Linked DNA regions of Homo sapiens: all the other regions are linked to region 5. Evidence: chromatin loops called from intact Hi-C (ENCODE). Cell type or tissue: Calu3. All regions are shown on one strand. Region 1 has its middle 29 kb from the start of LINC01037. Region 2 holds the start of LOC105371657 (a long non-coding RNA gene). Region 3 overlaps LINC01035 (long intergenic non-protein coding RNA 1035). Region 4 has its middle 25 kb from the start of LINC03121. Region 5 has its middle 290 kb from the start of LINC03121. Region 6 has its middle 41 kb from the start of LINC01036. Region 7 has its middle 310 kb from the start of LINC01035.

What was found. A loop is a pair of places that touch in the nucleus more often than their neighbours do. Peaks named below come from ENCODE experiments on the same cell type or tissue, not always from the same donor. Only the 100,000 strongest peaks of a DNase experiment are listed, where the experiment ranks them.
Region 1: a loop joins it to region 5, with 4 times the contacts of the local background. A loop is called at or near these places in 3 of 110 quality-filtered maps.
Region 2: it touches region 5 in a loop (12-fold over the local background); 2 of 110 quality-filtered maps call a loop at or near these places.
Region 3: a loop joins it to region 5, with 6 times the contacts of the local background. A loop is called at or near these places in 3 of 110 quality-filtered maps.
Region 4: it touches region 5 in a loop (2.9-fold over the local background); 3 of 110 quality-filtered maps call a loop at or near these places.
Region 6: it touches region 5 in a loop (3.0-fold over the local background); 6 of 110 quality-filtered maps call a loop at or near these places.
Region 7: a loop joins it to region 5, with 2.7 times the contacts of the local background. A loop is called at or near these places in 6 of 110 quality-filtered maps.

The regions. Positions count from the first base shown.
Region 1 is chr1:187,412,338-187,416,337 of GRCh38, reverse strand. No RefSeq gene overlaps it. Among named protein-coding and RNA genes, the nearest start is that of LINC01037, 29 kb to the left of the region's middle. In Calu3, a CTCF peak has its summit at 2,379; no DNase peak of the experiment used is centred here.
Region 2 is chr1:189,148,182-189,152,181 of GRCh38, reverse strand. It overlaps LOC105371657 (a long non-coding RNA gene), which reads right to left and starts at 2,419. Exons shown (of 5, transcript XR_002958413.2): 1 at 2,306-2,419; 2 at 1,423-1,640. In Calu3, a CTCF peak has its summit at 2,260 (motif pointing right); DNase peaks (open chromatin) are centred at 1,941 and 2,411.
Region 3 is chr1:188,936,298-188,940,297 of GRCh38, reverse strand. All of the region lies in intron 1 of LINC01035 (long intergenic non-protein coding RNA 1035), which reads right to left. Among named protein-coding and RNA genes, the nearest start is that of LINC01035, 33 kb to the right of the region's middle. In Calu3, CTCF peaks have their summits at 1,742 and 1,941 (motif pointing right); a DNase peak (open chromatin) is centred at 1,957.
Region 4 is chr1:188,240,996-188,244,995 of GRCh38, reverse strand. It overlaps the pseudogene LOC100421343. Among named protein-coding and RNA genes, the nearest start is that of LINC03121, 25 kb to the right of the region's middle. In Calu3, no CTCF peak of the experiment used is centred here; no DNase peak of the experiment used is centred here.
Region 5 is chr1:187,926,406-187,930,405 of GRCh38, reverse strand. No RefSeq gene overlaps it. Among named protein-coding and RNA genes, the nearest start is that of LINC03121, 290 kb to the left of the region's middle. RefSeq lists an enhancer at 1,659-2,160. In Calu3, no CTCF peak of the experiment used is centred here; a DNase peak (open chromatin) is centred at 1,925.
Region 6 is chr1:187,050,262-187,054,261 of GRCh38, reverse strand. No RefSeq gene overlaps it. Among named protein-coding and RNA genes, the nearest start is that of LINC01036, 41 kb to the left of the region's middle. In Calu3, a CTCF peak has its summit at 2,443 (motif pointing left); a DNase peak (open chromatin) is centred at 2,471.
Region 7 is chr1:188,593,144-188,597,143 of GRCh38, reverse strand. No RefSeq gene overlaps it. Among named protein-coding and RNA genes, the nearest start is that of LINC01035, 310 kb to the left of the region's middle. In Calu3, no CTCF peak of the experiment used is centred here; no DNase peak of the experiment used is centred here.

The DNA of each region.
Region 1 (4,000 bases), 510 kb after region 5:
TAATAAGCTAAAGAAAGAGAATAGCTCTCTGCTGCAGAGAGAGGTCCTGGAAAAATAGGTTGCTGGATCTGTGATGAAATGCAGGGGCTTTTATAGATGAGCTGGTGGGGAGGCAGTGTCTGATTTATATAGCACACAAAAGACTGGTTAGACCAGTTGTGCCATTTGCATAGGGTGCAAATCTCTGGTAGCCCCCAACCTAATCTTTTATTATGCAGGTGGGTTTTCTGTTTGAGCTGGGCCATGTTGCCCATTCCTTTATTACTGTATACATGGTAACAAAAAAAGAGACGATAGAGCCTCCACGTTGGACATGCCTGGCCCCAAGGTAGCCCTTTTCTATTGGTACAACTGCCGACATTCCCCTATACAAGCTTCCAGCTTGCTTATCTATGTTTGCAGCTCAATTTTCAGGCTGCTCTTTGTTAGAAAAGAAATTATTTGGGGGGATGCTTTTTGTTAGAAGGGAAATTCTGCCAAGAACTCTGTTGCCCTCACTCTCTGCCTAAATAATTTATTTCTACCTCCTGTATCAAACCCAGAGAATTATGATTTCAGTGTGTGTGTGTGTGTGTGTGTGTGTGTGTGTGTGTGTGTGTGTGTGTTTTCCCCACTATGCCACAATTGTTCTAATCAGGTCACATTCAACAATTGGCTTTTCTCTTCCTCTGTCATGCAGTTGTATTATTTGGTTGCACATTTGTATGATTTGGTTTCTTCTGTCAGACTATAACAACCCTTGAGGACATGAAATGCGTCTTCTTTATCTCTCCATTTCTCTTTACTACACTCAAAGGAGCGAGCATGATGTTTCATAAAGTAGACACATTCAGTTATCATTTATCCAGGAATAAATGTATTTTATGGCATATAGGTAAATATTTTGAAGATATAACATGTTATATACCTCTTGATTTGTCTCGATGGGAATTATTGTTCTTAAGACTTCAGGAATTAAAATCAGTAGCAAACACAGCATCTTTTTCTTGCACGCTGGCCAAAAGTCACCACAAATAAACATCATTTTTTTCTTTGCTCTTGTTTTATTACTCTGGTATTTTGTTTTGTTTTGCTTTAACTTTCCAGGAGTGTTGAGTCAGTAGGCTGGTGGCTCTATGCTGTAGTGCAGTCCCTCGGTAAGTAAGCAACTGAATGAATTTATCACTAGGTATTAAAGTAGTCCACCAGACAGAGAAACTTAATAAATACAAAGTGCACCAATAAGCACATATTCCTATTTATCATGAACTCAATATTATTGGTTAGATCATTATTAATAGGTGACCTTAATTATCAAATTTATTGACATTTTGAACTTTGGAAAAAATATTGCATTGCATTTAGATTGTAGAATCTATGAACTAGACCCGGAAATGTATTCTCATTGCTCTGACTTTTCTTCTTCTATTCCCTCCAAACATCCAAATTTACTTTGGCATCTTCAGAATGTCTGGCAAGACTATAGCACTTAAAAATGAATGCTTCATCTTGGATAATTCATTTTGGATGTTGGACTTTGCTTGCTGCAAAGAAGCTTTTTAAAGTGTCTTACATATCTATCTTGTACAGATAACTGTAATATGGGAAAGTATTGAAAGTGAATGTTTTAAAGAAATAATACCTTTTTTTGAACAAGTCAAATTGTCTGTCCTTGAGGCTTTTTATCCATATGGCATGTCAAAACACTTCAATATCAATTGACCTTTCAAAGTTCGTAGTTATGCTCTTTTAGGAAGCTTTTGAAATTATGTAATACCCTGTACTACATTTTACCTTTTGTGCTTGCAAATTATGTGTTTATTGCACTTTTTTTCCTTTTATCTGTTTCAAATTGTATAGTGAGATATTAAAAAAATGTAACCATTTGAAGAAAAAAATTCAAAAGATGTCAGTTATTTGGAAGGAAAAGTAAAGAGATATGTTTTTAAAAATTTTTTTCTGGTCAATTTTCTCTAACTTCTTATTTATCTATTTAAGGGAGGATTAGAGTCTTTATTGAGAAAGGTAATATCTGGACATCCGAGCAATAATATTCTCTACAAAATGTTTTATTACTGTAGATGAATTCAGGTGGAGGATACTCCGCTGTGTTTGAGATATGCTAAATTAATTGCACACCAATTAATCTGTGATTTGGAGAAATCATTATTAGTTACAACACATTGCTTCTTCGATGAGAAGAATATGTGTGTGACATTTGCTGTCTGTATATCTCAGTAAGGACATGCATCATTGTACATTTGGCAGAACCTGGAAGAAATGATACATTTTAAAGCACTTCTATAATGGGACACTATAAATGTCTTCAGGTGCCTGTCTTTAGAAATTCTACCTGCTTACTCTAGCTGATTTCTTTGCATATAGCACCCCCTGCTTTCAGTAAATGAAAAATATGTACAACAGAACTTCAGTGAAGCTTTGTTTATGTAATAATTCTGATTTTTATTTCATATCTCCTGTGCGAAACATAAGCTGAAAGAAAAGGAGAGTTAAAGTGCTGACAATAAAGGTGATACACAGAGAACTCCCAGAGATTAAAACAAACAGGGGAAAAGGAAGAGGCCTACAACAAGGTTATGCATGCTTTGTGTGTCTTCATTGAACTAAACTGGTTGGCATGTAGCTGGTTAGGTAAATCTAAAATGTGATCACTGGAAAAATTGGCTGAATGCAGAATTCAATCATGGTGCCTCTTTGCAGCCTTGCATGTCATCATATTCACTCACTGAAATGATAGCCTTTGTTCCCCTGTCCAACCCAGAGTGACAGACAGCTGCAATTAGTAGCTGTGGGTGAAAGAATATGGGATTAAAAAATCAATGATTCCAGAAAAGAAGATTGGTGCTGACACTTTCTTTAATGTCAGGGGACCTGCAAAAGTGGAGCAATATGTGAGAAGGCTATGATCTTACTTTTGATTTTCTTTAAAGGCAGATTTTACAATGACTCTAAAAGGGAGGAAAATAAAAGTGTACAAAGAGAGAGAAAAGTTGAATAAAGGAGATAGACACTGGGGTAATTGTATATTTATCTAGGTGGTAGGCAAAGTTCTACCTGTATTCTTCCCACCTTCAACAATTTGAGTGGTATTGATTGTTCTCTTTTTGTCCTTAGCCCAAGTTAAGGGACACTAGAGAGCTAGGACAGCATAGTTGGGGGATGTGGTTGGACATAGCAGAGGGACACAGTATATGGCCTCCTGTTCATTGCCCATCTTGTGTAATTATCTTACTAGGCTTCTCCTGAGCAGGACACATAGAGGATAATATGTCAAATATGGAGGCAAGAAGCAGGTGGTAAATAGGTAATAAATGTAGCAAAGAAAAAGACAGAATGAAGAAAAAAATAGGGTTAGAGATGTAAGAAGAAACAGAGAAAAGATGAAGTAAGTATTTGAGACACAAAGGAACTGCACGTTTGCAGAAAGTGCAGTGCTTTAAGAGCAAAGCTTTCGGGATGAATGCTTTCACAATCAGCGTGGCTTTCTCAGTGATATTCAGTCATTAGCTCTGCTTGGCAGTATCAAGCAGCCATATGTAAAACAATGAGTCCAGATAGAAATTATATTTTTGTTTGACATCATTGCTAGCAAGAAATTGTCAAAGGGAAACCAAAAAAAGTGCATGTAATCATCATTCTTGAATTCTTTTCTGCAGTGCTGGTTGCTTAACAGTTTCAAAGCAGTTCACAATGATAATTCTTCAAACTTGTTTTCCTCCCTCTTCCATTTTAACATCTTTCCACTAAATTAGTTTATTCAATTGCCTTATTAAATGCTGTTCCTTCAGAATCCTTATGAAAGCCCACACAAATACTTCATGGAAAGCTCCCTTTTTGTTCTACAATATACCTGAAACTCAGGTACAATGAGTTCTTGCACCTATCATTCTGAATCACAGTCATTCATTTTACTAATAGTGAGTTCTCAAGGATAATGTCTGTCTTATTCTGCGTTTTGTCCTTATGACTGGGATACAGTAAGCATTTAATCTGTACAGTT
Region 2 (4,000 bases), 1.2 Mb before region 5:
AAAATAATATTAACAAAATAAATAAATAAAACTAATGGCAGAAATACTTAACATTGTATAGAGAGGGTTATGGTTTTAAAATTTAAGACCAAATCAAAATGGATTTTCAATCAGTTTCTTTTGGACAACGTTTAGATATTCCTCTTTTTTTAATTGACACATCTCACCTTTCTAAAGTTAAAAGACTAAAAAGTGCTACAATTTGATAATTTTGTAAATTGTGATACACTGTAAAGCAAAATGCTAAGAAATATAACATCTTGTCCCAAACTTATTTTTGTTCAAGTGCATCAGCCATAAAATTGAATTCCTGATGTTCTCTCAGTTATTTTAAAAGTAACAGGTAGGCCACTAAACATTCAAAAATGGTATTGTATTTGACATGTAAATAAAGATTTATTCATTGTTAGTACTATACTAAAAAGCAATTTGATATTCTTGCCTAAGTAGAAAAATATATCGAAATCTAACAGGCCTGGCTCACTACTGAGGAGTCTGGCTCTTGGTGAAAAACCTGCATAATTTTTCAGTCCCAGCCACAGGCAATTGCAGAGGCTTTACCTGACAGTCCTCAAGGAAGGTAGTCACCCTCTCTGGAACAGACTTGGTGCACAGTCAGCACATTGCAGTCTCTAAATTAGAGAGTTGCAGTCAAGGACTCAGGCAAACTGGCAGATCACACCCTTTCCATATTTAAACTTCTATCTCCAGCACCTCCATTTCTCTTTCTCTTTTTTTTTTTAAACCACCACTCGGTTTTTATATTTTCAATTAAACAAAATATAAAAAGAATCATGTAGCCATAACCCAGATTTAGCCATTGTTAATATTTTTGCCACAGTTTATATTTTTTTCTGAAGTATTTTAAAGTAAATTACTTAATAATACTTTATCTCTAAACATTTCATATGTTGGAAATAAGGACATTTTCTCAAATAACTGCACTATTAGTATCACATCTAACAAAATTGACATAACTTGCTGATATTATCTGATACTCAGTACCAGAAATGTTTTCTACAGCTATTCAAAATGGGATCCACTAAAGAATCACTCACTGCATTGGCTGTTATGTCTCTCAAAATAGAAAGAACACACAGTGTCTTTTTTCCCCCCAGACATTATCTTGTTGAAAAGACTTGTCCTGTAGAATATTCGACTTTCTGAGTTTGTCTAATGATTTTTTCATGGTGTCATTTAAATTTTCCTTTATCCCCTGTTTTTTCTATCAAGTGAATCTTAGCCTATGAAATATCCCAGCACCTTCATTTCTAGAGTCTCTTCGAGGCCTGGCAAGAGTCTCTTCAGATGTCTCTGCTGAGGCCTCCATATGGGTGAAGGAGGGAGAAAACAAAGACGATTTTCCCCGCTCTGATTCAGCACCCAGCAGTTTCCACCCCTAGGCCCCACTCTGTCACATACCTCTCTTCAGAGTCTCTCCTCATGGTCCAATGGTTATTTCAATCCACAATCCACAGGTAAAAATGGAACAGAAGGAATCGGCGTTTCTTTTGGACAATTACTTACACCATCACGATAAGCACTTAAAAGATTCTCTTTCATTTTTGGCTTGTGGCTTTACTTGCTACTCTGATACCTGGTACATCAAGTTTCTTCCAGCTGAGCTGAGTTTCTGACACCTACCAAAACAAAAATAAATTCAGAGGTATACACCTTTTCATAGTTTGTATTGAAATACTATTGCTTCTATTAATAACAATATGTAAAGTAAATAATGTATATTACTTCATTAATATGTATAGGAAAATCTTCATTGTAGATACAATAGACTTTGTAAAATTCAATGACATTTTTGAAACAAATGGGATGTTAAAACAACATACTGAAATGAGAAAGGTTTCCTTGTCCCCCTAGCAGGACGTCCAATGGAGGTGTGACTCACTCCTTCAGTGCCCTGCTCCTCAAACCTCTAGGGGAGCATACAGGCAGGCAGGCTGTGGGGCTCCAACCCCACGGCAGTGTCTAGGGGTGAATGTTTACAGCTCCTGAAGCCCCAGTGGGTGTATGTTACAGGGTGCTCTCTTAGTTTGCCATCTATAGGCGGCCTGTATTAACCAGCTCAATTAAACCCCCTTCCTTATTACAAGGACAGACGGATTTCTGTATCCTGGGGTTTCTTGCCTTAGTGTACCTGAAGAATCAGGTCACATGTGGGCTTGGAGAATGAGTGCAAGGCTCTCCGCTAATGGGGGAGCCAGAAGGGAGATGGTTGTCCCCAGAAGCTGGGCCGCTAGATGGCCCCAGCTCTCCTCCAATAGCCCCAGTAAATTCTGCCTCGTCCCACCTGTGGATGGCCTGCCAGTGTGCAGGGGTGCTCTTCAGCTGGCGTGCTCTCAACAACCAGCCGCTTGAGTGTTCTGCCGCCGATGCGTTCCTCACGACGCCCAACCACTTCTGTGTCTTCCCGCCAGGGTCTTGGGTTTTTATAGGCCCAGGATGGGGGCGTGGTGGGCCAGGGTGGTCTTGGGAAATGCAACATTTGGGCAGGAAATGCCTGTCCTCACCTAGGTCCCCGAAGGCGGAGCCCTAGCCGGGGAACAAGACCTCCCCTGTTCTGCACTTCCGTTCCGGCTTCCATATCATTTAAAGGGACCACACTCTTCCCTTCCCATTCTGGCTTAAAGTTAATATATTAATTCTTTAACCCATTCTGGCTTAAAGTTAATATATTAATTTGAATGTTTTTGCAAGAATCACCTATATTGGAAATATAAATATGTTCCAGTTTTTTAAAAGGGAAATGCTTTCTTATTGAGAGCCACATCTATGATCCTCACCCACTTGCTTTTTTATTTATTCAATAAATTTATATTCAGTATCTAAAATTTGCCAATTGCTGGGCTGATTACCAGATACATAACTGTGAGGCAAGACAGAAAATATCCCTTATCTCATAGGTTTTATATTTAAGTGGAGTATAGAACACAGTTTGTTGAAATTCAGAAAAACCATATTTTTATCAATCCAGGCAGTCACAAGTGTGTTCAAATTCTAGGGGAAGAAACAAACCCTTTACCTGCATGGAATAAATGAATAATAATTTACACCTATATTTTTGTTTGTTTGCTTGTTTAATTTACTATCATAGTATTATTAAGGAAGTTAAAATTACCAAATTACAGGATTGAAACAAAAAAGTTTTTGTTAGAAGATTTTGGAAAAACTTATTTATAACTAGGCACCAGATATGAAAATTTTTCTTCCTGTAACATTTTTCTTAAATTTCCCACTTCAGAAGGATCTGTAAAAACAGGGGAATGGGATTATATACAATATGAGTGTTAATATTTTCCTGCCCCATCTATCCCAGGGCTTGATCCATTGTCTCATTAATAAAGCTGCATTGTGACTGGGACATAGGCTATGGACACAACAAGATGGACTCACTGCCACTTTAAAACACGTTTTTGTGTACATTTATAAATGCAGTAAATCCCATTGATTAAAGGATATATATATAGATGTATATGTATATGGATTAAGATGTATTAATATGTATATATCAAGATATATACATATATATATGGATTAAAGGATTCTCTGATTCTCTTCTATTTTTAGGCTTGTTGCTTTAATTGGTTACTCTGACAGCAGCCAATTCTCCAGTGGCTCAACTCTTTTCCAGCTGAGCTGAGTTCCTGACACCCACCAAAACAAAAACAAAGTCAGAGGTATATACTCTTTCATACTTTGTATTGAAATAAAATTACTTCAAACAACATGTAACCTAAACAATGTATATTCCTTCATTAACAATTCTGTGAAGAAAATTATTCTAGATACCATAGATTTTTTTTAGTTTGATGACATTTTGCAAAGGAATAGAATGATAAAATCCAATTGCACTCTACCGTGCAATAATTTCTGTAGCTCTTGCAATAAACCTGTGAGGTAGGTATTACAATCATACCCAGTTTACAAATGAGGGAACTGAACCTCAAGGGGAGAAGACGATGGTGCAGACAAGAGCACTAGCTTT
Region 3 (4,000 bases), 1.0 Mb before region 5:
CATTATCTACTTCAAAAATGTTAATTTTTGTCCTCATGCTTTGGGGCACAATGGATTTAAAATATCTGGGATCCAAGGGTGAAATGCTTCAACCATGGACCCAGTGAATCAGAAGTGAAGACAGCTTAATAGCCATTTTGGGCATTTCATGTGCCAAATCAATATTACTGCACAAAATAATAGAATGAGAAAACAGAGGGAGAATAGAATAAAAAAAACAGTGTTTTATAATATAGCATTATCTTTTATCATATTAGTAAACCTTATTGAACATACATTTTAATTGAATACTTAGCATGTGGGAAAATTAAAGCTTAGATTTGTTAAATAATTTGGCTTGTGTCACAAAGCTAATATTTGATTTGATGGTACAGTGAGTTGGAGACTATATTGTCTGTTTATTTTGCCAATTTAGTTCCCTGTATACAACTGGAACCAAATGGTTGCTCAATAGCTCGTTGTGGAATTAAAACTAAAATTATTGCTCTTTTTCCATGACTCAAGAAAAGTTTTTTCATTTTATTAAATCATTGTGAGTGACAAAAAATACTTTAATAAAAAGGAAGAAATGAATATTTTAGTATGCTATTAATAAATTCTAGCTGTGCCCTTACTCTGTTTTTGAGAAAATGTCACATATTTAGTGATAATGCTAAACTATATGAAATGGCATTTGCAATAATCACTATATTACAATAAATAACATAGAAATTGTATAATAAAAATGAATGCTGCCACATTCTCGCCCACCTGTTTCTGTGTCATAATATTAGGATTGATGATGAAATATATAATTGAGCCAATATCACATCGTCTGTTAACCTGTGGTGCACTGCAAGCTAAAAAAATCTTTTTAACTTCCCATCAGTGGCAAGTGCATAATGAAGTTCAAAATAAAGTGAAGCTTTTCTCAAGAGACCTTTTCACTTATTCCTCTCTAGCCCAGTATATGTATTGCTCTTACCATACAAACTTTAAAAACCCAATCCTATAATTATTGCTTATCATAATCATGGAAGTAGCACGCTATTCTGTGAGCTATTTCATTGAGATATAAAAATGAGGTCCTGGCCAACTCATTATTGAAGGTCTCATGTCATAATATGTTAATATAAAAGTGTTGTTCTCTTGGTCCAGATCTGGCATCAATTTGTTAATTGAAAACCTACTCCCTGAACTATGCCCTCCTCCTCCTCACTGGAATGGATGGTTTAGGATGCACATGTTCATTTAAAAAGCTCTGGCCTTTTTAAGCAACAGAAAGTTTTGCAGGAAAGGTTTTGTGTTAGTGTGGAAATAAGCTAAATTTGACTTGGTCTTCCTATTTGCTGATTTGTACAAAATTCTTTGATCTTCCAGTGATAATATAAAATTAAGTCAAGTTAAGTTGATATTGGGTTCATTTATGTTGATAGATTGAAGTTATTTAATTATAAGTAATACTTTGATGAAGCAAATTTTCAATGTGACTAAGACAGGGCTTATGTCTAACAGACCATAAGAAAACAGGAAAAAATGTGGAAATTTGTTTCATTTATTTGTCTTACATTTTTCCACAATATCTTTTTTTTTTTTTAACTTTTAAAATTGAGCTTGCAACCAGTGATAAATATCACATAGGGAGTCCTGTTTTTGAGTGAGGTTGATAAAATTTAGATAAATCCTGTGTCAAAATAGAAAGATTAAATGGAAAATAGTAGAACAGAAAAATAACCATTGGAAAAAGTGCTAATAAACTTACAATGCATTGAAAGCCTGCATTGGGTCAGGCCCTCTAAAATAATATGTGATAGATAATTTCATTTAAACCCACAACAAGATTATCATTTCAGTGTTATTATAGCCCCTTCACTGTAAAAAATCTCCAGAAATATTAAGTTATTGACACAAAGTCAAAAACTGGTGTCAAAAACGGGATCTGAACTCCAATCTTGCTTAGCCACCAGGGGACACCGAGGAGACAGAAAAAAATGGAAAGCCACCAGACACCCTGCTTTGACTTACTGTATTGTTCTTAATTTTAGTAAACATTTACACGAACAGACACATTAAGGTCCTATAGGTTCTGGCCTTTTCTTGCTCATACACTTGAGAGTAATAACTTGAGGAATAAAACCCTCAGGAATTTAATAAACGTGGCAGCAAATCTGCCTGAATAGGCTGACTCAGGAGGTGCTTTACTTTGTGATAAGCATTCCTTTCTCCTGAAAGAAATGTTACAAGTTGTTCTTTGTGCCACAATAGCTTAGTAAGAATGGAAGTTATGAAATTGTCACAGATCTCTCACTAAGGTGGGGACATAGTGGTGAGGGGAGCAGCTTTTATAACTGTTTCATTACTAATTATGAAATGGGAATGGAACACTGTCCAAATGTATTCTGATAATACTTTCCCAAAATGTTTAATCACATCCCACTTGTATTTAAAAATAAACATCTGTAAGACACATTACAAAGTCTCCATTTGTAAAAGTTAAATAAAATGTTATATAATTTGTCTTTCTAAAAACAAATATAAAATTGTATGTATATGCTGTCACCCAAATTCATAATGTTAATGTTAAATTAGGTAAATAAGTATTATTTAAGATACATAAGTGTGTATTTCGATGTGTATAGGATGTAAAGAAGACCTATAGTCACCCTAGAACTTGGTCCTAGGGGTATTTTTTGGAAAAGTTGGCGAAAGAAAATTGATCAAGTAAAGAAAAGCTATTTTATTGGGACTTTATGGTATATATAATACTATATTTGTAATATTCAGTTTTGTTCCATGATTATTTTACAAACCTGAAAACATAACTTTTATAAAATTAAGAGTATTTATGCACATATCATGAAATTTTGCATAGTTCTACTTCTTAAGACTGAGCAGAAAACTTCATGTAATGGCAAAGGGAATTTTACAATTTAAGCATTGCATGTGTATATCTATGCAAAAAAACTTTACGTTCTGCACATGTACCCCAGAACTTAAAGTATGATAATAAAAAAATTCTACAAAAAGTATTCCTACATCAAACTTAAAATGATTATGACTAATAATATTTACAGAGATATTTATAAGTACCACATATCATGTCAAATCTTCAAGTTAAACTCTGATGTAAATAACTTTAAAAGTCACTTTTTGTTATAGAAAGAATAATCCTCCCCCCCACACACACACACTCAAAAAATGTCCATGTTAGAATATGTCACCTTACATTGCAAAGGGAAATTAAGGCTGCATGCAGATGGAAATAAACATGCTAATCAGTTGGCATTAAAATATATAGATTATCTTGGATAATCTACCTGGCCCCAATATAATTACAAGGGTCCTTAAAAGTGGAAGAGAAAGGTAAGAGATTGAGAGCCAGAGTGATTCGGTGTGAGAAACTCTGGACCAGCCATTGCTGGCTTTGAAGAGGGAGAAAGAAAGACACCAAACAAGAAATGTGAAACTAGCAAACGCAACAAAATAGATTCTTCCCTACAACCCCCTATAAAGAGCAGAGATCTGTAAACACCTTTTTAGCCTAGTGAGGCACATGTCAGGCTACAGAACTGTAAGGTATTAAATTTGTATTCCTGCAAACCACTAAGTTTGCTGTAATTTGTGACAGCAGTAATAGAAAAACAAACCCAGTAAGTAGGAAAGCCAACATTCCACTGTGGAAATCCTGAAGTCAAAGTTTCTATGCTTAATCACTGCAGTGTAACGACCAAAATTATGTATAAATCATGATAAAGGAATAAATTGATAACTGACATTCTGGAATTTATATAAAGACGTACGTTTTTGTGGCGATTTTGTGCTTTTTAAAATCATTTTATTTGTATACTAAATAACATTGCTACTTCTACCATAGCAATTGTATGACAATTGTACACATATGGATTTTTAATACACATAAAGGACAGTAGATAATTTTTCAGTAGGTGAACACTGGCTAAGATAATGTTAGGAAGAAAAATAGAAGTGATCATCCATTAGTAGGTAAACATATTTTATACTA
Region 4 (4,000 bases), 310 kb before region 5:
CATACTCTCACAGCTGGTTAACTGAGATCTGTTTTACCAAACATACTCAGTGCTCATACTCTTACCCTTCCCCTAAATCTTTTCAAAGAGTAGCAGAGAAATATTGCTTTTTAATGAAGTATAATTATGTCACATTTTCTTTTTTACCCCCAGGGTGCAGAAAAATGTTTCCTCTGTAAGCTCCATGACTGTGAAGCTAAAATTGGATCGTCTTAATGTAGTTTACAAGATTCTATATAGCTGTGCTGGCTTATATCTAAGGTCCTTTTTCACATTACTAATTAATTGTATTTAAAGAGTAGTGAGGGAGGCTGAGGCAGGAGAATGGTGTGAACCCAGGAGGCGGAGCTTGCAGTGAGCTGAGATCGCGCCACTGCACTCCAGCCTGGGCAAGAGAGCGAGACTCCGTCCCCCCGCCAAAAAAAAAAAAAAAAAAAAAAAAAGAATAGTGATTTTTCCCATTTCAGGACTTCAAGTTTTCTTCTTATTTTATCTAGACAACTGCTGCCTATATGCTTTCTTTTCTAGCTCCTGCTTGTACAGGGAGCACAACATAATGAAGAAGGGCACAGCTTCTACAACTGAAATAACAGGGTTCTACCATTTTCTAATCTTCGGAATGTTATTCAACCACTCTGTGTTGCAGTAGTTTCCACATCTGTAAGATGAGGATGATAATATTCTGTGTCTCACTGGTTCTTAATGAGGACTAAATGCTATAAGGCTTTTACTGAAATAAAATTAGCATTTATATTGTTTCAAGAATATATTCTAAATAAGAAAGACTAAATCATTACATGTCTCTGCAATCTAAAATCCTAACATATATTTTGGTAAATATTTAATAAGGACATTAAATGTATACTACATTGCAATAAGATGTTGATAATCCATAATGATGAATTTAATGTTAAGAAAATGAACTGGAAGATAAATTTATTCAATGCTATTTCAGTGAAATATGATGGACAGAATTCTGGCTGATAGTCAAATACACAATTTTACTTTTCTCCTAGCATAATTTCTGTACCTGATCTGTGCTTGGTAAATTTTGTTTTTATTTCTATTTTTCTTTTTTTTCAATTTTTAATTTTTAATTTTTTTAAGACATGGTGTCACTGTCACCCAGGCTGGAATGCAGTGGCACAATCACAGTTCATTCAGCCTCAACCTCCCAGGCTCAAGTGATTCTCCCACCTTATCCTCCCTCAGAACCTGGGACTACAAACACATGCCACCATGCTCAGCTAAGTTTAAAAGTACATATTTTTGTAGAGATGGAATCTTACTATGTTGCCCATGCGGGTTGCAAACTCCTGGGCTCAAGGGATCCACTTAACTCGGTCTCCCAGAATGCTGGGATTACAGGCATGACCCACATTACCCCGCCCAAATTTTGTTTTTAAATGAATGAGTAAATGGGTTTGTCTGGACAATCCTACCTAGTTAATCAGAGTATGTAACACACTAATAACTTTCAAGTAAATAAGTTGTTTTTAAAAGTCATGTGTCATCTTTGGTTTCATAATATACATTTTTTTCTGAATTTATATGCAATATATAAAACAAATATAATGTCTGCTAATTGTACAGAAAATATTTTAGATGGAAATCTGATAAAGATTTTGCTTAATAAGAGAATCAAGTATGGCATATATTTTATTTATTAGTTACAAAAGTATTAAGTTATAACCATAAATGTTCAAGAGTATACTTAATTTTACAACAAATGCCACCTATCTGAAGAAAAATACTTGCACTTAATTTTATTTTGGTCTTGTTTTTTTCCCACTGATGTGTGCATTCTGGATATGAGAGCAATTAATTTCTTTATAGACCAGTGCAAATTAAAGAATGAAGCTTTTCAAAAAAAAGGTTAGCATCTAATATGAACTGTTCCCAAATTTTGGCCTTGTATAGTTAGGGTTTCCATTATTTTAAATCAGCAGGGAAAGTGCTAATTACTCATTTAGAGATGCTAAGGTGGCCCTGGGAGGTCTATGAAAAGATATGAGACCCCAACTAGAAAACATAACTTCTACCAGACTTACTTGTTAGCAGTTCTTTCCTTTGAAAACCTCAGAAAGATTTCTGCAGTCAGTCAAGAAGTAGTCTATTATCTTTAAGTGGAAAAATAGCATTATTAGAATTCTAATTTTAAAACTTCCTTCATTAGGGCTAGGCATTAACCCCCAAAATCTGTTTGTCTCACAGCACCGGCTAGCAAATTCACCCAGGGAAAGGTGTCACTTGCAACTCCACAATTTGGGCCAAGACCATCTAATTGTGAGCACCAGCAGGGAAAGAGCAGGAAGAAGCTCTGAGTAGGTGAGCAACTTGCATCTTAAGGAAGAGAAAATCAAGCTAGATGTCAAGGGTGCTATTGTTAAGACCAATACTAATGAAAAAGGACAGATAAACAGAAAGAGACTAGCGTTGCCCAGTTTTTACCAAAGAAGCTCATTCTGAACTAACGTTATCAGTAATATAAACCAAATGGGATTCCTGAGAGGGTTCTAAATTCTTTACTCAATGATGTCATTTGGAGAGCTTTGACTGAAACCCTAACTTTTTCAGGGAATCTAATTCATGCTCTTCATCTGTCAATTCAAGACAGGACAATGCATCACCTTTAATGGTCTCTGAACCTACACAGAACCTGATTCCCCAGTCTCTATCTTGTGTTCATAAAAGAGCTGCCTTTGTCTTGGTCATGCTCAGAGAAGAGAAACCAGCAATTATACGCTCCAGGTGTTTGCATCTCTTCCCAGTGTATGAGCTCACACTTTGAACAGAAAAAGTGATGGAGCAGATCATAAAATATTTCCCTGAACTTAAGCTAGCATATGCTATGCGAAGCATAAATTGGAAAGAGGTAACAAGAATATGAGAAGACTGTCATTGGTACCAAGGTACAAGCAGAGAGAAACTACTTATCTAATATAAAATTATCTTTGGATTTGACAAAAAGGTATGGAGCTAATAGGGGAAGGTAGAAAAAAATGGCTCACACAGCTCTTACTTTTTTAATTAGGATTTTTAATTGTCGCACAGAACTGAAGTATATCATCTCAAATATTTTAAAGTGTACAGTTCAATTGGGTAAATATATTCACGTTGTTGTGCAACCAATCTCAAGAACCCTCTTCTTCTCACAAAACTGAAATGTGGAATTACGTTACATAACTCCCCATTCTCCTCTTCTCCTAGTCCCTGGCAGTCAAAGTTCTACTTTCTTTCTCCATAAATGTGACTATTCTAAGTACTTATGGCTGTAGAATAATTAGTTTATAGTATTATTTTTTGGTACTAGTTAATTTCACTTAGCATAATGTCCACGAAGTTTATTCCTACTGTAGCATGTGTCAAAATTTTCTTCCTTAAGAAGGCTGAATGATATTCCATTGTATGTATGTATGTACCACATATATACTACATCCATTTTGTTTATTCATTTTTCCATTAATGGACACTAGGTGTCTTCATTCATTTGTGTTGCTATTAAGAAATACCTGAGGTTGGGTAATTTATAAAGAAAAGAAGTTTATTTGGCTCATGGTTCAGCAGGCTGCACAAGAGACATAGTATCAGCATCTACTTCTGGTGAGGGTCTCAGGAAGCTTCCACTCATGGCAGAAGGTGAAGAGGAGTGATTATCACATATCAAGAGAGGAAGGAAGAGAGAGGGGCTGGGGTGCTGGGCTTTTTTTTTAACAAGCAGTTCTTTAGGGAGCTCACAGTGTGAGAATTTACTCATTACTAGGAGAACAGCTCTAAGCTATTAATAAGGGATCGGCCCCACAACTCAAACTCCTCCCATGAGGCCCTGTCTCCAACACTGCGGATCAAATTTCAACAGAAAACAAACTATATCCAAACCATAGTACTTGAATTGTTTTAGCATTTTAGCTATTGTGAATAATTTAGCCATGAACATGGGTGTACAAATATCTCTTCAAGACTCTGCATTTAATTTCTTCGGGTATATACCAAGAAGAGA
Region 5 (4,000 bases):
AATTGTGAATTTAGTTGTATCTAGTATTCTAAATAATATTTTTCAATACTAAGTGATAGCAGGATACTCAGATATTAAAAGCATGTTCTCTTTGTCATTAATAGCCTTGGACAAATATTTACCATGAGGGTTATTTTTCTTCTCTACAATGTGATGATAATGGTACCAGTTGCATTAGATCATCGAGAGACAACTCATGCAAAGCACTTAGCACAGTTCCTAATCATAGTTAGTACTTGGTAGATACTTGTTATAAAGAGAATTATTTCCAGATATATGATTGTAAGTATTTCACCCACTTTTATATCATATGTTCCAAATATTCTTTCCAATATAAAAGAAATATTTTAACAAAGCTAGTGTCTTCTTTAATATAGTCAACAAAAGAAACACCTGTGATCCTTAGGGGCAATCTGTAATGATGTATGTAGTTCTAAAATGTTAATATTGGTTAAGGGTCTCTTACACATTAAATTTTCTTGACTTTTTCATGAAAACATTTACAAATGTGTAAACAATGAGTACATTTGCAACTATTTGAATTTCAAAAGTAATCAAAACATTTGGCATCATCATTTTTTTCCTGTTAAAGACCAATTTTATGAATGTAACTTATGGCTTCTAGGAGGTTTGAAATTATCAATAGGGAAATAATTAGTAATTAATAAAATCAATTATATACTATATTATTTAATACATTAGTGAATGTTTATTATTTTATATATTACATATAATAATGAAAACTTAGAATCAGCTTAAATACCCGGAAGAGAAGATGGTTAAATACATTCGAGAACAAAGATAAAATACTACATAATCATGAAATTAATATTTCAAATGACTATTTAATGACATGTAGAAGGAATCAATGGTGAATTTTGTGTAAATGATGAGGGACAGAGAGGTGTCATAGGTAATTTCTAACTTATTGATTTGCAAAGTAAATGCATTGGGGTTGGAGATCATGAGCTCTATTTTGGTCCTACCTGAATAGATATGGCTGAATAAATTATGCAGGAGCTAGAGAACAAAACTGGGCTAAGAAGAAAATCAGTGGCATCAGCATACAGTGATAATTACAACCATAGGCACACCTGAGAAAATGTAGGGAGCTATGCTTTAGCTCTCCAGGAGAAAAGAAAAGATCCAAAAAGACTTCAAGGGCTTCAATTTAAAGAAAGCTGAAAGGTGAAATGTGGTTATTTTGATTAACATGGCATGTCACCATTCACAAAATAAAATGCACAACATCGCACTCGCTGTTTATCTGCAGTTACTACAGAGTCATTTTCCTATCCCTGTCTGGCATGAGTGTAATAGTTTGGCTCAAATAGGATGGATAAATAATTGAGACATGTTGATAGATATTTGATCAATGCCTGTAACACATGCTTTCCCACTCGTTGTAAAGTTCCATGCAGTGCATTAAGAGATAAGTAAATACATGCCTAATTCCAAGGTCGCAAATTCTCTACACACTTTATGCTGTGTGAAGTCTCTTGCCTAGGACTGGCTACTTTTGATCTGTTGTTTCATACACAGTCTTCATCTGTGCTGAGCCTGTAGATTAAAGCCTCACTTAAATGTCTGCCTGACTATTGTTGCTGCTTTTGTTTCCCCCAGACACTGATTTTCCAGAATAAATGATCTCATGTCTCCAAAGTGAGCTTCCCTTATACACAAATTTCATTTTTTAATCTTCTTAATTTTCTGAAACTTAAAAAAAATAAAAAAGACAAAGCTGAAGACAACATATTGGTATTTAAGAAACACTTTTGAAGGCAGAGAGAAGAAACAAGGGGAGGGGTCCCCTGTTGATACAAACTGCCCTGGAACCATTCTGTATTCATTCTTCCCCTCACTTAAGATGCAATCACAGTGTCTCCTGTGAGACTTAATTAAGCTACGGGCTCCCTCTGGCTGCCGCCTCCCATTTCTGACGTGCCTCATTCCTCTGAGAAACACAGAAGAATTTTCGCAGCTTTTCCTTCCTTCCTACTTTCTTTCTATTCCATTCTCCAAAGTATCAACCATTCTTGAGGATTTTGGAGGCTCTTTTTTTTCAGTAATTTTAAGAGAAAGAAGTGGTAAACAGAAGAAAAAAATGGATTAACACTGGGAAAATGTTACAAGCATGCAAATGGTACTAGGATTTTGTTTACTTTGTTTTCTCTTTTCATCTTGCTTCTTCAATAATGTATCTCTTGTTTTTATTTGGCAAAAAAGGTGTATCCATTTTTGGTATATCATTTACCCTCTGAGCTGATGATTGTTTTGTTTTTGTTTTCATTTCTGTTTGTTTGTTTTTAATATATGGGATTCTTCACTCCTCTGTAGCTTTAGACTTTTTAAAGAGAGGTGCAGATACCATCTATATTTGTTGAGCGCTTACTATGTGCTCTACACATAAGATCTTTATGTGTATCAACTAATTTAATTTTCATAACAAACACATTTTACAGTGAGGAAATTTAGGACCAGAGGAAATTGTCCCCATTCATACAGCTAGCAGTGAGAGATAGAATCAGGATTCAATGCTTGAACTCTGACACCTGTGACCTAGATGTTACCCACCATTCCCTGTTGTAAAAGTAGCTCCAAGCAATAACATTTGGTAATCAGCTTGAATGGTAATCTTATGTGAAGCTAAACTTCACTTCAGAGTAAGTTACAGCGAGTACTTCCAATGTTTCTCTCCAAACATATTCCAGTGAGATATTAACAGGTATTACAAGGGGAAAAGAGTTGCCCTGTAAGGCAAGTTTGAAAAGCTGAGATTAAGAAATACCAGTTTGCTTTCAGGTCTTTAAAACCCTTAATCTGGGCTGGGCACAATGGCTCATGAGGTCAGGAGTTGGAAGACCAACCTGGCCAATATGGTAAAACAACGTCTGTACTAAAAATGTAAAAAAATTAGCCTGGTGTGGTGGCACATGCCTGTAGTCTCAGCTACTCAGGAGGCTGAGGCAGGAGAATCGCTTGAACCTGGGAGGTGGAGGTTACAGTGAGCCAAGATCACACCACTGCACTCCAGTCTGGGCAACAGAGTGAGACTCTGTCTCAAACAAAACAAAACAAAACAAAACAAAAAAACCTTTAATGTGATAATGCACATGTAACTCTAGAGGTTGGATACATAATGCATTGTTTTCCAATCATATTTGATAAAACATACTTTTGGAAAAACATCAATTCATTAAGAGTTCAAATACCCATTTCAAAAACTCAAATTCAATTGTTTCTCCCTCTCTGACTAGCTCAAGAAAGTGCTGTTTCACACTAGAATATCCTTTCAAATCCTTCCCTCGCATCAAAAATGTTTATTCACAATGTGAGACTCGCTTTGCTTGAATAAGAATAAAAACCTTATTTTCAATTCTTCCTAATGTATTGTCACAGTATGTACCAAGAGAGTTGTTAGTTTGGGTAATACTAGGTACTATAACATATAGTCTCTAATACCTGAAATAAAACAAAAGTATTTCTGGCTAATGTCAGAGTTCAAAGCATTGCTCGATGTGCACAGATCACTGCTTTTCATGTGGTGATTCAGGTATGAGGCTTCTTCTGTTTAAGACCACATCTAATATAATTCTAGCTGTTGAAGGAAAAGTATGGGGAATGAACACCAACTTTTTTAAAAACCTTGGCCTGGAAATGACACACGTCACTTTGGCTCATATTTCACTAGTTTAAAAAAAAAAAACAAGAAACCACTAGTCGTATGTCCACTTCTAGATGCACAAAGACTGTGATGTACTGACTGAATAGCTATTTTTTAGGGATAATTTTAGAGGATATAAGTGGAAATACAAAACTGGGAAGACTATTTATCATCTCTACCATCAGAATTGCATATATTGGCCAATATTGCATCAATTTCTACATTCCTTTTTAACATGCAAAGCCTGTAAAGTGATACAGAAATTCCAAAGTTGATTCCATACATTTTTCAAATGATTACCACAAATAAAATGACCAGTTATTATCACTGCCATAG
Region 6 (4,000 bases), 880 kb after region 5:
CACAGATACGACAGCTTGGGCACAGAAGGAGGGGGGAAAGTCTCTTGAGTAATCACCAAACTTCACACTTATACAGTGGGCCCCAGTAAAACAGTGGGCCCTAATAAGCACATTCCTTTCCCTTTAGGTGCACTAAGATAGGTAAGCTAAAAGCAGACTACGGCAGGTGAGCAGGTGGGGAGGGGACTGCGGGGATGCCTGAAGCTACAGGAAAATGTATGGGAGCAGACACAAAACCTCTCCCTCCCAGATAAGCAAGACAAAGAGACACAGACTAAAAGTTGGCTGATGTGGTCTGGGAATGGGGTGAGAGCTGATGAAAACTCTGCTATATACAGACAGCACACCTGGTCCTAACTGAACCGTGGGACCCTAGGAGGATAAGGCATCCCCTCCTCATGAGCCCCTGAACCCTTAAATACCCTTAGTCTGTAAGAGAGAAGGCTCCTGACCTAACTTGGCCAGAAGCCCCTCTCATGTTTATTCTCCAAAAGAAACCTGTCTTTGACTGTTGAGCCACTTTTCATGTTTCAGTCTTCTTTCTTCAACTCTTACACTGAGGAAAACCTTTTTAATAATGTTTAAATTTAAATGACTCATAAAACTACCTTAAATAGACTGAGAAACAGGGAGCTTACATTGTTCCCCATCATTTCTTACTCAGATCCCTTCTTCATCTGAATTATCTCTCTGTTTTTTGTCTGGCTCTATTGCTGCCCTAGGCTCTTCTCACCCCAGAATGCCACCTTCACACAGTATAAGCCCCAATTGAAAGCTCATGATGATAAATTCAAATGTTACATTTACACATTCTAGGTTCAGAAATTTTCCTGCTTAGAAAATTCCCATTAGCGCTTTCTCCTCTCTGGGTCACTATGAGAGCTTCCTCTTTCCTTTTTTCTTTTTCTTTCTTTCTTTTTTTTTTTTTTTTTTTTTTGAGACAGAGTCTCGCTCTGTCGCCCAGGCTGGAGTGCAATGGCGCGATCTTGGCTCACGGCAACCTATACCTCCCGGGTTCAAGTGATTCTCTTGCCTCAGCCTCCTGAGTAGCTGGGACTACAGGTGCGTGCCACCATGCCCAGCTAATTTTTTGTATTTTTGGCAGAGACAGGGTTTCGCCGTGTTAGCCAGGATGGTCTTGATCTCCTGACTTCGTGATCCGCCCACCTCGGCCTCCCAAAGTGCTGGGATTACAGATGTGAGCCATGAAACCTTCCTCTTTTCTTATTGCTCTACTCTCTGCCTCAAGGTTCCCCGAAAAATGAACTAATTTGTATTTTAACATAGATGAGAATTACAATCTATTATAATTTTGAATAAATAAAAGATTACAGGCAGTAGAAAAAATGCAGTTTCAGTATGAACTTAATTTTTCTCTCAAAGAGGAGAAAAAGAATGGGATGGGAGCCTATAGGGACACATTATTGCCTCTGCTTGTCTTCTGAGGCTTGTGGGTGAACTAAGAGTATGAAGCTACTAAAAGCTAAAATCCAGAAAGAAATAACCTTTCGTTAGGAGAAAAGTCTTTACTTTGGTGCAGCAAATTTAGTTCTTAAATGATCTTGGTGAAATAAATGACTAAATTTATTTGGGTAAAGAGGTACAAAAGGTGTTCTACTTTGTAAAGCCGAATGGTAGGTATATGTATTCATTTTCTTATTCATATATGTATATGCATATATCTATTATATTTTGTTTTATTAAGAAATTTATTTAAAAGTAAGCCAAGTCAGTTTTCCCAAACATAAATAAATATCAGAGCAAAAAATATTTTAATAAATCCTACATAGTTCTATTTTTAAACTGTAAACATTTAAACTGAAAACATATTGTTGGACAATAGAAAGAAAAATGGCTGCAGAAGGTAATATGGTCAGTGGGACTCTTATTTTTTCATGTTGAATGAAGCAGCCCAGGGAATGCTTCATGTGCTAGTGCACTCTGGCTTGTGTTAAGGAGTAAAAAAGGACTTGGGTTATAGTGCAGACTCAAGAAATGGTAACCTTGAGAAGGTATTTATCTAAAGTTTTTGAAGCAAGATTATAATATTTTTTGACTGGTGGGAATATCTGACTTCTTGTTTTATAGGAAAAGAAATGAAGACGAATTGTTTAAGGAACTTGACCAGTAACATTGATGTTCTGATTACAAGGCCTAGGGTAGAACCCAGGTTCTAGCTTTCAGTGGTCTATCACTAAATAGTTGTGACTAGAAGCACCTGCCCTGTCTCCTAATAGGGGTAAAATGTTAGTGAAATTAAAAGCTCCTAAAGGATGATCATTTTCTAGCCTAAAGTAAAGAAAGTTTTTACTTCCTGCCTAAGATCGGGTTGTAATGTAGATCTACTTGTTTTTTTTTTTTATTTTTTTCCTTTTCTATTTTAAGAATCAAATCATTATTAACACCTGTTTGTTTCAATGCTGCAGCGTTAGTCACGTTTTTCTGGTGAACAGTGACATCTGGTGGACACCTAAAAAAAAAAAACCCTGCCTTTGCTTATACAGTCATCAAAAGTTCCAGGAGCACATGAGCCTTCAAGAAGCATCCCTCAGGGAGCACAGGTTAAACTTTAGAGAGACTTGATTCCTACCATGGTATGGGGAATCAGGATAACAGAAAGAAGCCACCAAATAAGCTTCAGTAATGATCAAGAGAGCTTCGAAATGGCTAGAAGCCTCCTAAGTAATTTTGTTATAGATTTGAAGCTATTTCCCTCTTAGCTCACTATTTTCAAAGATGGTATGTTTACTTTACAGAATAAATGAAAATTATATATTCTACTTTTCCTTTACTTTTACTACAATTGAGACATACACGCAGAGAAGGGACAAGACACACACACACACACACACACACACTCAAAAACACATAAACACATACAGCCAGCACTTCACATTGGTAGGTTCCACATCTGTGGAATCAACCAAACTTGAATTGAAAATATTCAAAAAGAGTATTGCTTCTCTACTTAACACATATGCACTTTTTCTTGTCATTATTCCCTAAACGGTACAGTGTAACTATTATTTACATAGTATGTACACTGTATTAGGTATTATAAGCAAACTAGAGATGATTTAAAGTACACCAGAGGGTGTGCATAGGTTACACGCAGTTACTCTGGCATTTTGTATCAGGGACATGAGCATCCATAGATTTTGATATTCCCAGGAGGCCTTGGAACCAATACATAATATGTAAACATATATAACACATATATAAATATGTATATATTATATATAACATATAATATTTTAAAACATCCTATGGTTCTGCTTCTCTGGAGACTGCTAATGCATAAATTCCAAAAGATTAGAAACAACTCAAGATAAAGTATATTAAAGTACATATATATGTTAGGGGAAGGAGATTAACTGATAATAAAATTCAGTTACTCCTGGTGGAATGGAAGCACTGAGTAGAAAGACTTATGCAAAAATTACTTTTTTGTACCTTTCAGTTTGTATGATTAGGTTCATACCTGCTACACTGGTGAGGAAGGAGAATAACAGGGTAAATGTGTTTTTATGTTGAGATGAGTGAATCCAGCGCTGAACAGGCAAATCCATGCTAATTTTGCTCTTTATAGCCATGGCTTGTCAAATTCATCAGCAGCATTGTTTTCAGAAACTGTCTTTGTCATTTATCATTAAAGAAAATATACAATGCAAAACCGATATATAAATTTCTAATACCTGAACCAAAAACTGTACCCTTAAATGCATGTCAGAGTGACTACAATATATATTTTTTTAATTTTTAAAAATTTTATTGTGCTAAGAACACTTAATAGGAAATCTGAAGTATTGCTGACCATAGGCACAGTGCTGAACAGCAGATCTCTACAACTTACCTATCTTATTTAACTGAAACTTTATGCTCATTAATTAGCACTTGATTTATCTCCCCAGCCTCTGGCAACCACTAATCCACTTTTTGATGCCATGATTTTGACTTTTTTAGATATCTCATAGAAGTGGAATCATGAAGCATCTGTTAT
Region 7 (4,000 bases), 670 kb before region 5:
AATAAAAATATTTACCTGAAATTCAAATTTCTGTATGTCAGTGACATAATATTTTATTTCTATTTGCTACATTCATTTTTTTCTAAAAAAAATTTGTATAATATTTTATGCTATGCAAATACTACAAGTTATAGTATAGTTTATATGCAAATACAGTATCTCATATATAAATCACTACTGGTGTTCAATAAATATATTAGTTGATTTTCATTTTATGTATTTAAATAAAATACAAATATATACATTTAGATACACATGTTATCCTACATTTCTGACAAGGTGTGTTTAATATATAAAATATGAAATATTAAAATATATTTAGGTAATTATTTCTTCTATTAGTTACAAATTGTGAACATTTCTTTTTTTTTCCTTTTTGCTTTTTGCTTTGCATAACTCTCTTGATTCATGCTGGGAAATTTACTTAACACTAATGTTGATTAGTTTTTCAAGGGTAAGAGAAGTAATAGTTTTCATTATCTATAGTAACCACATACATGCATTAAAGCACGTAAATAATACACCAACTAAAATTCTTTATTAAGGTGTTCTCTTACTAAAAAAAATTATGAATTAAAAGAAGTCAGTGAAAATCAACTCTGCGATTTCACCACTGTTAAGGTCCTTTTAATCATATACATAAGCCAATTATAAAAATGACAAAAGCCACAATGCTTTGTTTAGAAACATGATGGCATGTTTTCTTTATTAAGGTCATACTAAAAGAGGTGTTTTGGCTGTCTTTGAGTGTCATGTGGATACTTAATTTCATTTTTATATAGGTCTTTGTGACCTACTCTTCACAGCTACATCAACAATAAACATCTAATTTTAGTAACATATATTATAGTGACTGGTATCTGCAGTTTGACACATTGCTAATTAAATATTGATTTGTTGAATGAACTCTAGGCCGTCAGTATTTTTCTAATTGGAATAATGACTTTTCCATAGGTTGGCAGTTGTGTTTCTCTTTAAAAAATAAAAGACACATGGAAGTATTTCAAAAGTATAAATTATTAAGTGTATTGTACTTGAAGGTATGGTTAATAAATTAGACAGATTGTAATAAGTTCAGGCAAATTGCTTTTACTTCTTATAATAAATAGAGATTTCATTCTTCCAATACAGTTTGATAATGGAAAAATGCAGCATTTAATAGAAGTGGTATGACCTTTGGGTAATACTTTTTCTCAAGAGACCATACTCTGATCTCAGTGAAAAGTTATCCAATGGGATTATTGTATATCATATTTAAATTTAAGATCAGTAAATGTCTCAAAATAGAATTATTTGTCATTTTAAATGAGCATAAATAAATCTCTATCAATTGACTTATTTCTAACAATAGCACGTTACATCTAAATAGTATTCTCCAAATAATAAAATCTCTTTAAACAATCCTGAGTGTGGAAACCAATTAAACACGAGGAAAGTCAACAAATAATAGAAAACATTAAGAAGGTACCACAAGGTAGCTTTATTATATTTGCAAGAAAGCAGACCTAAGACATTATGTCCTATAGACAGTGTTGAAACAGTTATTGACAATAAATTGCCCTTTGAAGAATAAAATGAAGCTTAGGAAGCAGATGCTGCAGTTAGAAAAAGACATAAACTGATGACTGTGCTTTAAAGGGTTTTCCCAAATTGTATCACTTTTAATCCACATAAGAGGGATATGAGTTAATCTATTCTTTCTCCTTTTCTCATTTTTCTTCTTTCCTTCTATACTTTCTTTACATATCTTTTTGTTAATTTTATATTTTCATTTTGAGTGTTTCTTGACTATTGGCTAGATTAAACAATATTTTAAACTTCATGGAATGTAGCGAACAAAAATGCAAAAAAAAAAAAAAAAAAGAAAAGAAACACCTGTATTAGTCTGTTCTCATGCTCCTCTAAGGAAATGCCCAGGACTGAGTAATTTACAAAAAGAAAAAATTTAATTGACTCACAGTTCCACAGGGCTGGGGAGGCCTCAGGAAATTTATAATCATGGCAGAAGAGGAAGAAAACACATCCTTCTTCACATGGCGACAGGAAGGAGATGAGAGCTCAGTGATGGGGGAAGCCCCTTATAACATCAGCTCTCATGAGAACTTACTCATCATCATGAGACTAGCATGGGGAAAACAGCCCCCATGATTTAATTACCTCCCAGTGGGTCCTTCCCACCACACATGGAGATTGTGGTAAACTATGATTCAAGATGAGATTTGGGTGGGTACAGACTGAAACCACATTATCGGCCATTATAAGAAACAGTGTAATCATTCTTTTTAAAATATTACCTACATCTCACTCCCTAATCGAATCCCTTCCACAGCCTCAACAAAGAACACTATTCAAGCTTGAACCCAGGAGGCGGAGATTGCAGTGAGCCGAGACTGTATCACTGCACTCCAGCCTGGCCAACAGAGGGAGACTCCATCTCAAAAAAAAAAATACAAAAAAAAAAAATCAGATTTATTCCTTCACAATTGCATTGCTCTTCTTTATTTTTCCCAAGTATCTTGGTTCCTATATAAATATGCAGTTTACTTTGCATTTTTAAACTATATCTAATATAGGCATTTTTTATGAGTAATTTTTTACTCAATGTTTTTCCCAGTTTAACATAGCTAAGTAGAACTACTCAGTTTTACTATTTTTTTTTGCTTCTCAGTAGTATTTTGTTTATGAACATACCACAATTTATTTATCCATTATACTGTTTAGTAACACTTGTATATTTCCCAACTGTGGCTAGAAGAAACAAGATTACAATAAATATTATTTTACAATGACTTCTTTTAACACTGTCAAGTTTTAGGGGGTACATAAAAAGGATCCTCTGGATCTTACATTCTGATGGAGAAAACTCAAGCAAAAGTGGTTTGGTCACCACTTAAGAATATTTGCAGCTATTGACAGTTTAGTATACTGTTGTGTCAAGTATCTTAAATTATCTGTAGGTTAGAGAAAAGAAGGTCAGTTTTATTGTATGACTTGCACACTCTTCGAAGTTGTTGAAGAAATGCAACTCAGGTTCTGTTTGTCATCGGATAGGATGAAGACCCTTCAAGACTGGAGTTAAGGTTTTAGCAGATATTAGTTGGTTAATTTAAGATTAGCAAGAGGAAATGATTAATTTAGAATGGGCAACAGTGTCAAACAATATTTTATTGAGATGAATGAGAAAATGTCGATTCTTCAGCATTTCTCAAAAAGCTGTAACTCAATATTTCGGTATAATCTCAAATTATTTTCAGAAATCATTATGCCAGTTAAATTTCAATAAAAGCCTATGTGTTCTTATTGTGTTTCTATTTTTCCACACCCTACAGACACTTAATACTATTTTGATTTTATTTGCATTTCCCTAATTATTGATGAAGTTGTTCATTTTCTCAAGTATTATCATCCATGTTTGCTTGATGATTTCTGAAGAGCCTGTTCTAGGGATTTGCCCATTTGGGTTTTGCATGTTCAGTCTTTCTTATTTCCAGAATCTGAGTTGTTCTTTATATTGTTTGTTCAGGATATCTCTATCTATGTCATTATCTTTCTATCTATCTATCTATCTATCTATCTACCTATCTATCATCTATCATCTATCTATCTATCATCTATACACTGTTATCACAAATTTTGATGACTTCATACTTAATTTTCTTTATTATATCCTCATACAAGCAGGAGTTATTTATTTAGCTGTAGCCAAATATATTTATTATCATATTTTTATATCATATAATATTTTTCTATCTTGAATAATGGCGTTATCCTATATTGTCTTTTACATTTTTATTGTATTTTTACTTTTTCAATTATATATTTACTTATCAATACAATTATGTATTTAGTAATTTTGGATTAAATTTTTATGAATAAAAAAGGAAGATAACCTATTGCATTTATTTTCCAAATAGAAATAAATGGTTGACACAAAACTATTTATTGAGAAACATTTCCCCCATTCTGCAGCACCAGTTTCTCATAATAATTTTTCATATGT